Linked DNA regions of Homo sapiens: region 2 is linked to region 1. The links are chromatin loops, found by intact Hi-C in ENCODE. Cell type or tissue: dorsolateral prefrontal cortex. All regions are shown on one strand. Links, peaks and the distances in the headings refer to the core of each region. The heading gives the core; the rest is flanking DNA.

The links. A loop is a pair of places that touch in the nucleus more often than their neighbours do. Peaks named below come from ENCODE experiments on the same cell type or tissue, not always from the same donor. Only the 100,000 strongest peaks of a DNase experiment are listed, where the experiment ranks them.
Region 2: it touches region 1 in a loop (2.0-fold over the local background); 4 of 110 quality-filtered maps call a loop at or near these places.

Annotation. Positions count from the first base shown.
Region 1 is chr7:129,902,812-129,908,187 of GRCh38, forward strand. The region is part of intron 1 of UBE2H (ubiquitin conjugating enzyme E2 H); the gene reads right to left. Among named protein-coding and RNA genes, the nearest start is that of UBE2H, 47 kb to the right of the region's middle. RefSeq lists an enhancer at 1,582-1,631. In dorsolateral prefrontal cortex, for the core only: no CTCF peak of the experiment used is centred there; no DNase peak of the experiment used is centred there; H3K27ac peaks cover 1,311 bases.
Region 2 is chr7:130,002,838-130,008,213 of GRCh38, forward strand. All of the region lies in intron 2 of UBE2H-DT (UBE2H divergent transcript), which reads left to right. Among named protein-coding and RNA genes, the nearest start is that of ZC3HC1, 46 kb to the right of the region's middle. RefSeq lists enhancers at 3,661-4,161, 4,162-4,662. In dorsolateral prefrontal cortex, for the core only: no CTCF peak of the experiment used is centred there; no DNase peak of the experiment used is centred there.

The sequences.
Region 1 (5,376 bases), core at 61-5,060:
TTTACCCTACGGGGAAACTGAGGATTAACAGGTGCCAAATATTTACCAAGCCTCTATCAAGAGGTGTTAGTGTCTTACATATGTTACATCGTTTAATCCTCTCAACAACCCTATCATGCAAGTATTGTTTCCATTATAAAAAATGAATACACTGTCGGGCTGCAACCCCGTCCAAGGTCGGACTGCTATTGAGTCGTAGAGCTGCTACTCACTGTGGCTCCCTGCTCTGCATTTGGCTTCCCATTAACCTCAATAATGCATATGCAACCTAGTGCAGCCAAGGGCACAGAATGTGTGAGAGCAAGGGAGGAAAGAAGCCTTGCACCTACAGAGAATCTAAACACTAGTTTAAAGCACAATCCACAAAGTTCAAAAACTGTACTCATATAAGCTTAAATGACTCAGCTGTGCTTATCCTTGAACTGATTTTCAGATAAGGATGTGGCATTAAATGAACAGTATTTATTTCAACAGTTGTGCTAAAATAGATCAACCAGCAGAATGCAACGACGGTTAATAAGACTATGTGAAAATTCTCAATAAGACACAGAAAACTCTCAATATAGCTTTATTCCAGGCTCCTGAGGGATAGGAATTCAGACAAGAAAAGGAACATCCTAAGAGTGTCTGTAATTGTAGGATATATTTCACATAAAGACTGAAATTCTCGGCCAGGCATAGTGGCTCATGCCTGTAATCCCAACACTTTAGGAGACCCAGGTGGGAGAACCACTTGAGGCCAGGAGTTTGAGACCAGCCTGGGCAACACAGCAAGACGCCATATCTACAAAAATTTTAAAACTATGGCTGCATGTGGTGGCTCACGTCTGTAATCCCAGCACTTTGGGAAGCCAAGGCAGGAGGACTGCTTGAGCCCAGGAGTTTGAGACTAGCCTACGCAACAAAGCAAGACGCCATCTCTATTATTTAAAAAACAAAACAAAACTAGCTGAGCACAGTGTTACACACCTGTTATCCAAGCTACTGAGAAGGCTGAAATGGGAGGATCCCTTGAGCCCAGGAGTTCAAGGCTACAGGTAGCTATGCTGGCATCTGTACTCCAGCCTCGGCAATAGAGTGACACCCTGTCTCTTAAAAAATAATAAGTTCTAGGTTATCTTTCAATCGTTATTTTTTGAGTATTAACATTCCAGAAAAGAATGTGCAAAATTAACATTTAGAATCCCAATTTATAACAGTGCTAGTTCCAAACAAATCTAAAGTATGTGAATCACTCACTGTATCGACAGCTGTCTAATTTCACTCATCCAAGCCCACAATATGCCTGACACGGTCTCAGTCTGCCACATTCTTCCTCTCTTACCTTTCTAGATACACTGGTCTTCTTTCATTTCCTCAAACACAATAAGCTCTCTTCCTCCCCAGGGCCTTTGCAATGGCTATTTCTTCTGCCCAGCCCTGATTTCCCTGTTTTGACAGATAGCTTGCTGATTCTTATCCTTTAAGGTGTGTCTTTTTTTTTTTTAAATAGAGATGGGGATCTCGCTGTGTTGGCGAGGCTGGTCTCAAACTCCTGGCCTTAAGCGATCCTCTTGCCTTGGCCTTCCAAAGTGCTGGGATTAACAGTGTGAGCCACTGCACCAGGCCTTTATGGTGTGTCTAAATGGCACTTCCTTAGAGACCTTTCCGATCACCTGAAGTACATGCCCAACAGACCATCCCAATTATTCTCTACCTCATTCTATTGTCTATTTCCTTGTAGGTTTTATCATGAGTACTATTTTGTCTTTTTATATCCTCCCTCACCTCGAACGAAATTCGACTTCCAAGAGGGCAAGAACCTTATTTGCCTTTATTCCTGACATGTAGCTGAGTGACTAGCCTCGGCTACGTGTCAGTGGATGCTCAACAGAAACTGGTTAAATGAATAGTGTGAGTAGGTGCCAGGCACTACGCTAGACAGTAGGATCTGGAAATAAGAGAGCATCTGCCCTCTGAAAGCTCCAAGTTTAGTGGGGAAATGAACAATCAATAAACTACCAAAGAGGCAGTTAAGAGTGATATGAGGGTTACTCAGCAGTGCTGAAGAGGCACACTGAAGGTGCTCCTGTCCTAATCCAGGAGGTGGGGAAGCCAAAGGTGTTTTCAAGAGGTGGTGATGCTGGCTAAATGCAATGGGAGATTAGCATTTTGCTCTTATATGGCAGCTACAGTGAAGTTTTTTCCAAGGACATGAAGTAAGATGGCCCCTCAGAGTTCAACTCGAGATCAACACACAATGACTGAGGGGAGTACAAGCCATTTGAAAGAGAAAATCTGGTTTTCCACATAGCAAGATTCAAGTACAGCCAGAATCAATGTATTCAGACATGCAAAGGATTAAGGTATCTCATAAAAGGGTCACCCCTGCAAGCTCAGAAGAAGAATGAAAAAGAAAGACTGGCAGGGGCCACTGAAGCAACTAGATAGGGGAGAAAAGGAGTCTTTGTTCATAGACATGAGGTTTCTGGTCACAACAGATCTACGATGAGATGGTGGTATCATCAGATTGTGTCAGACCATTATACATTTGATTCATCTCATTGTTTTTGTTCTAATGCCTTCTCGAATAACCTTCTTTCCAATGATAGTATGGGATCCCAGCTATGTTTACCTATAGAGACCAGAAACACTGGTACACAATTAAAATTATATGCTGGTTTTCCAGTTGTACCTTTCAGACTTATGAGCTTGGTTCATCTGATGCCATGGAAGTAGATCTGCTCTTAGTACACAAATTAGATGCTTGGAAGGCAGGGGAGTCCCCTTCCCAACAAAGGATAAGGTTGGCCAGAACTCAAAACAGAGGAGGAAAAGGATTTTTGTAAGAAATGTTTGAGGTGAACCTCACAGACACAGAAAGAGAAGGAAGAGGGACAAGCCAAGGATGATTCCAATGTTTCTGGCTTGAGTTATCTCAAGTTGAGTTATCCTGGTATTGCTGATGGTAATACCATTCAGCAATCGAGGAATAAGAGAGGGCCTAAGACTTACAGAGAGGCCAGGCACAGCGGCTCACGCCTGCAGTCCCAGCTACTCAGAAGGCCAAAGCAGAAGGATGGTTTGAGCCCAGGAGCCAGGAGTTAGAGGTTACAATGAGCTATGACAGTGCCACTGTACTCCAGCCTGGGCCACTGAGCGAGACACTGTCTCCAAAAAAAAAAGACTTATACAGATGTTCCATTTAGGACATGTTGAATCTGGGGTCTCTGAAAAGCAGCAAAGAGAAGATGTCCAGTAGGCATTTGGCCATCCAAGACCAGAGCTCAAGAGATATGGAATTTTTATTCTAAAAACACATTCAGGCAATAATAGATGAAATCACTCAAGAATAGGGTACTAACTACCAAGAGATAAGGATGAACTGTGAAACCCCGAGTAAAGCCATTTTTTTTTCTTTCTTTTTTTTTTTTTGAGACAGTCTTGCTCTGTTGCCCAGGCTGGAGTGCAGTGGCGCCACCTTGGCTCACTGCAACCTCCACCTCCCGGTTCAAGCGATTCTTGTGCCTCAGCCTCCTGAGTAGCTGGGATTACAGGTGTGTGCCACCACATGCGGCTAATTTTTGTATTTTTAGTAGAGGCAGGGTTTCACCATGTTGGCCAGGCTGGTCTCGAACTCCTGGCCTCATGTGATCCACCCACATCAGCCTCCCAAAGTGCTGGGATTACAGTTGTGAGTCACGCGCCCAGCCCTGAGTAAAGCCAGTATTTAAGAGAAGAGGAACCTACAAGGTATCCTGAGAAACAGATAGGCATCTAGAATTAAGTTAAGTATTTGTTAGGTTATCATTTAATGTCTGCTTTCAACAAGTATGCAATGTCTTACAGAGAAAATTCAAGTTTTAAAAAGAAAAAAAAATTTGCTTATAGTAAAGTTACTGAAAAAGAAAAAGTTCTTTCAGAATACCGTAACATGGCTTCCTGGGACAGGAAGGAAACCAATGAGATACACCCTCCTGACCTCTTACCAGTACTTCAAAAAGTGCAATAAAGCTGGTTGAGAGAAACAAAGAAGTTTCTTTGGAGACCTACTTTAAACGCTTAATCCGTGCCAAAAGTCCAAAGTCCATGAAGCTAACTACCTTTGGATGAATTTTCAAGGCAGAGATAAAATCTCCAATGTGCACTTTAATGACTAATACTAGTTTTGAGAGACATTACTACACATCTATGCTCTGGGACAGACCAAACCTTCAGTCTCTACGTCAATGGTACAACAGAGTACTATTCTCCCCAGTAGTGTTACTGAATTTGCGACTCACTGAGTTGGAAGAGCTGCTTAAAGGTTTATCATCATCAAAAGCCATTTATTAGGGGGTGTTCTTGTTTTTTTTTGAGCAAAGTGCTAAAAACTCCGTTGTACGTTTCCTACCCCATCATAGTTTACAACTTTGTTGGGTAAGATCAAATGACTCCAAAAAACACCTCTGGAATTTCAATACAAGTTGCGATAGTTAAGTGCCAAAACAAGCGGTATGACAGCTGTCGGGATGCAGAAGTAATCAGTAAAGCCTGGATCGTGTAAGAAAATGGGGCTTGAGCCAGACTTTAAGGAAAGGCCAAGCAGTCAAGAAGGAATATGATGTCCAAGGAATATCATAGGCAGGGTACAGCTGACAGCAAAGGCACAGATGCAGCAACTGTGCCTAGAACCAGTTGATCAGTTTTATTGCAATAAGAGGTTCATGTAGCCGGGTTGTGGTAGATAAAAGCAGATAAGTAGACAAAAAGCAAGACGGTAGAGAGCCAGACCACAGCATTTTGTACTTTATCCTATGAACAGTACATAGCCAGTGAAGGTTTTATGCCGAGGTAGATGACGGATGCAAAGCACAATTTTAGGAAAATTAATCTGGCAACTGTGTATAGAAAGGTTAATGGAATATCATCATTGTGACGAGGTATACATGTGTCAAAACTCATCAAATGTATACACTTAAAATTGCTGAATTTTACTGCATATAAATTATACCTCAGGAAGACCAATTTTTTCAAAACAAAGGACAAAGATAAAGACAAGAATAAGCAGATTATTAAAATACAGGCTGGAAAAAAAGTCAGGCTGTAAAATCCTGAATATTTGATAGCTGAGATTAATTCAAGCCAGCTGATTATACACATTTTTTCCCAACTTCAGCAACATAACACTAGTAGCCTGAAACCAGCCATGATAGAGTATTTATACCTCAGAAATCAGCAAACATTACAAATCAGGGCTTTATCCCCCTCCCCAGGGTGGTTGTTCAATATTCACCAGCACACCACTGTGTAATTTCTATACGAGGTTTGGCTTGGATATGGTGCTAAATGAAGAGTTCCTCGACATTTCTTCTCACTCAAAATAATGACATAATTCCGAAGCACCATATCTTAATC
Region 2 (5,376 bases), core at 103-5,102, 100 kb after region 1:
TTCAAATCTCATGCTGCCTCCCCACCTCACCCCTAATAATTCACACGTCTGTGCAGCTGGGCAGGTTGCTCACCATACAAACAGTCCTTGCTCTGCTAGATAGATTTCATATGGACCAGAAGTAGCTTTGACTGTGTGCTGTATCTCAATTTCATTAACAATTTTTTTTTCCTGTCACCCAGGTTGGAGTGCAGTGGCACAATCATAGCTCACTGCAGTCTCAATCTCAGGGGTCAAGTGATCCTCCTGCCTCAGCCTCCCAAGTAGCTGGGACTACAGACACCTGTCACCACACCTGGCTAATATTTTTATTTATTTATATTTATTTATTTATTTATTTATTTATTTAATTAATTTATTTATTTATTGAGATGGAGTCTTGCTCTGTCTCCCCGGCTAGAGTGCAATGGCGCGATCTCCGCTCACTGCAACCTCCGCCTCCCAGGTTCAAGTGATTCTCCTGCCTCAGCCTCCTGAGTAGCTGGGGTTACAGGCGCGTGCCACTATGCCCAGCTAATTTTTGTATTTTTAGTAGAGGCGGAGTTTCACCGTGTTGGCCAGGCTGGTCTCGAACTCCTGATCTCAGGTGATCTGCCCACCTCTGCCTCACGAAGTACTGGGATTACAGGTGTCAGCCACCGCACCCGGCCAATTTTTTAATTTTTTATTTTTAGTAGAAATGAGATCTCGCTATGTTGCCCAGACTAATCTTGAACTCCTGAGCTCAAGTGATTCTCCTACTTTGGTCTCCCAAAGTGCTGGGATTACAAATATGAGCCACCGTGCCCAGCCTAAAACAAATTTTCTTTCTTTTTTTTTTTTTTGAGACAGAGTCTCGCTCTGTAGCCCAGGCTGGAGTGCAGTGGCAAGATCTCGGCTCACTGCAAACTCCACCTCCCGGGTTCATACCACTCTCCTGCCTCCGCCTCCCGAATAGCTGGGACTACAGGCGCCCGCCACCACGACCAGCTAATTTTTTGTATTTTTATTAGAGACGGGGTTTCACCCTGTTAGCCAGGACGGTCTCAGTCTCCTGACCTTGTGATCCACCCACCTCGGCCTCCCAAAGCGCCGGGATTACAGGCATGAGCCACCGTGCCCAGCCAACAAATTTTTAAATGTATAAATAAAGCCTTATTTATTTTTATTTTTGAGACAGACTCTCACTCTCTTGCCCAGGCTGCAGTGCAGTGCAGTGGCACAATCTTGGCTCACTGCAACCTCCACCTCCCAGGTTCAAGCCGTTCTCCTGCCTCAGCCTCCCATGTAGCTGGGATTATAGGTGCCTGCTACCATGCCCGGCTAATTTTTGTATTTTTAGTAGAGACGGGGTTTTGCCATGTTGGCCAGGCTGGTCTCAAACTCCTGACCTCAGGTGATCTGCCCGCCTTGGCCTCCCAAAGTGCTGGGATTACAGGCGTGAGCCTCCGTGCCTGGCCAAAGCCTTATGTTTTACAAGATACTTTTCAAACTATCTTTTTCTGCCGGGCGTGGTGGTACGTGCTTGTGGTCCTATAGTCCCAGCTACTCAGGAGGCTGAAGCAGGAGGATCACTTGAGCCCAGGAGTTCGAGGCCGCAGTGAGCTATGATTGCACCAGTGCACTCCAGCCTGAGCACCAGAGTAAGACCCTGTCTCCAGAAAAACAAAACCCTCCAAAACAAACAAAAAATCCCCCCTCTACCTTTTTATTTAATTACTGGTTGTTAAGTTGTAATAGTGTTAATGCAATCAACAAAAAGTAAACTATAGCAGAAAGAGTGCAGAGCCCTGAGTTGGATAGACCTGGGTTAGAGATCTTACTTGGTTTACTGACTCTGCAGTTCAAAATTTTCTCATCTGCAAAAGAAAGTTGAGAATAATGTCTGTTGACCTAATTCTGTAGAGGTATCATAGGATCAAATGAGACAACGCTTTTGTATAGGTTTTGTGAATTATAAAGCTCCAAACAAGGTTAGTTATCCTTATTTTAATTAAAAAAAAAAAAAAAAAAAAAAACGGGGGCTGGGCGCAGTAGCTCATGCCTGTAATCCCAGCACTCTGGGAGGCCGAGGCAGGCAGATCACCTGAGGTCAGGAGTTCGAGACCAGCCTTCCGAACATAGTGAAATCCCACCTCTATTAAAAATACAAAACTAGGCTGGGTGCAGTGGCTCACGCCTGTAATCCCACCACTTCGGGAGGCCGAGGCGGGCGAATCATCTGAGGTTGGGAGTTCGAGACCAGTCTGGTCTGACCAACGTGGAGAAACCCCGTCTCTACTAAAAATACAAAAAATTAGCCGGGCGTGGTGGTGCATGCCTGTAATCCCAGCTATTAGGGAGGCTGAGGCAGGAGAATCACTTGAACCTGGGAGGCAGAGGTTGCAGTGAGCTGAGATCATGCCATTGCACTCCAGCCTGGGCAACAAGAGTGAAACTCCATCTCAAAAAAAAAAAAACAACAAAAAAACAAAATTATCAAAGCATGGGGGTGCACGCCTGTAATCCCAGCTACTCGGGAGGCTGAGGCAGGAGAATCACTTGAACTTGGAAAGTGGAGGTTGTGCAGTCAGCCAAGATCACGCCACCGCACCCCAGCCTGGGCGACAAGTTTGTAGTCTTTGGACAAGGCTTTTATCTTTTTTGAAACTCTGTCTCAAACAAGACAGAAAAAAAAACCCAAGGGTTTCCATGTCAGTTCTCTCTTTTTGCTCTCCCATGTTGAGAACAAATGAGATGGAGAAGAGCTACAGAAGTGTATGTTATGTGAAAATGTGCTTTTTTTTTTTTTTTGAGACATGGTCTCTGTCACCCAGGCTGGAGTGCAATGGCTAATTTTTAAATTTTTTATGGAGATGGGGTCTCACTATGTTGCTCAGGTTGGTCTTGAACTACACTCAAGTGATCCTCCTGCCTTGGCCTCCCAAAGTATTGGGATTACCGGTGTGAGCCACCGCACCTGGCCCAAAATTTTCCTAATGCTATCAACGTCAGGCCACATGCTTGCTGGGGCACACAGTCCTGCTCTTTGTTTCTTAGCCTAAGCATAGCTCTAAATTTCCTCTTTCCAATCTCCAGCTGCTTTCCCCTTCCACTGCCTATGCTGGTCTGCCTTCTTCTTATCAAGAGGAGGCCAGTCATGTCTTCCGGACCCCTTTCAAAGTAGGTTCTTCAAGGGACCAGAATGGAAGCCCTCGTCCCCAGGCCAAGGTTGCAAGGCAAAGTTAGCTCCGCCTCCAAACTCCTACATTGATGATAAACATGTATTTGTTCATTTAGGTAACAAATATTTCCTGAGCATGTTCTCTGTACCAGGCACCTGCTGAGTGCCAGGGCTGCCATCACAGGAAGGTCATGTGGTGGAGGGGAAAGGAGCGGTTGAGAAGTTCCAATGAGTGTCTGTTTTGTTTTGTTTTGTTTTGTTTTTTGATATGGAGTCTCGCTCTGTTGCCAGGCTGGAGTGCAGTGGTGTGATCTCGGCTCACTGCAACCTCCACCTCCTGAGTTCAAGTGATTCTCCTGCCTCAGCCTCCGGAGTAGCTGGGACTACAGGCGCATGCCACCATGCCCAGCTAAATTTTTTTTGTATTTTTAGTAGAGATGGGGTTTCACCAAGGATGGCTGACCAGGAAGGTGTCCCCTCCCCTGTAGATCCTTGGCCTCCATTCAGTCCCCGGGGTTTGGGGGTAAGGATCGGAAGCTAACCTGACTGTTCACAACTGGTTTGGAGACTTGGACGGTGCACTGCAGCTTTGGGGCGCACTGATGAGGTCGGGCACTGAATTGGGGAGGGGGTTATCATCCCCACATAGACAAGGAACTCAGTTTCTTGGGGCACCCAGACACATAGCAGCTTTGACTCTCTCAAGTGACTTTGAGGTAGGTGAGGTCAGCTAGTAGGAGCCAAAGCCAGAGACAGAGAACCGGATGTATGGTGACCATGGTGACTGTCCATGACAGATTGGCTTTTGGACACAGGTGAAGATCTGGGGACCCTGGGTGGCACTAAATTCCCTCTCCGGCAGTCAAGGGGGCAAGCATCAGGCTTCTTTCTCAAAGCCTTGTCTCCGTTGCCTCAGATGCGGTGACCTGTCCTGCACAGTCTGCAGGCTCTGCTGCTCACTTCCAGCTCAGAGATGGGGCACAGCCGGAGCCTAAACCTCCTGCTCCTCGGGTGGCAGGCCAGGCGGGCCACAGGACTGCAGAAGGCAAGATGGCAGCAGCTGAGAGAAAGGACTTCCTCTGCCTGTCACCACCCGATGGCCCTCTTGCTTCCAACCCACAGCCTAGGTGCCTGGCAGCCTGATTCTCAGGGCATTCTTCTGTGGTCCTTGGCTCTCCATGCTGCCTCTGTCTTCTGCTCTTACCCTGTTCTTGACTCAGGTGCCAGCCACCTTTCCCACCTGGAGGAGCACCCCCCCATGCCCAAACCAAGTTATACCTCATGTGGGGGGTGTGAGAGAGAGTTTCAAACTTCTTCCAAAGGTTCTTTGACATGTTCTGAACGTCTTAATGTTGTTCTGAACATTAGATACTTGTTAATACCCCACTGGACAGATAAAGAGACTGAACGCCAGGTGCGGTGGCTCATGCCTGTAATCCCAGCACTTTGGGAGGGTGAGGTGGGCGGATCGTTGAGCACAGGAGTTTGAGACCAGCCTGGGCAACATGGTGAGACCTTGTCTCTACAAAAAAAAAAAAACAAAAACAAAGATAAAGGGACTGAAATGGAAACTGACTTGCCCAAGGTCAGTTACCAGGGTGGGGCACCCAGATAGCCAGGCTCCCTATTCCAGCTCGGGCCTCCCCAACGCCAGGTCACCACCTCGTGCTGAGCACTGAGCACACATAGCTTGCATATCCCAAGTCCCCTAGGACAGTCTTCTTTTTTTTTTTTTTTGAGACAGAATCTCACTCTTGCTTAGGCTGGAGTGCAGTGGTACGATTTCGCCTCACTGCAATCTCCGCCTCCCAGGTTCAGGCGATTCTCCTGCCTCAGCCTCCTAAGCAGCTGGGATTACAGGTGCATGCCACCATGCCTGGCTAATTTTTGTATTTTTAGTAGAGATGGGGTTTCACTCTGTTGGCCAGGCTGGTCTCGAACTCCTGACCTCAAGTGATCTACTTGCCTTGGCCTCCCAGGATTACAGGTGTGAGCCACCACGCCCGGTCAGTACTGTTTTATGATGGCTCTTTAGTACTCCTTGGAGGAACAGAGCCACCTTCTTAGGCCTGTGGGATCACTACCTTAAAACACTGCTTCCTGTGCCTCCTGTCCCCACCCATGGGCGTCCCCTTCTGGCCTTCTTGGGTGCCCTTGCCAACTATGCCACAAATGGTCCCTCCAGTAGAAAGCCCCTCAAGGGCCAGAAGGGGCAGGGGACTTTCATTCTCATT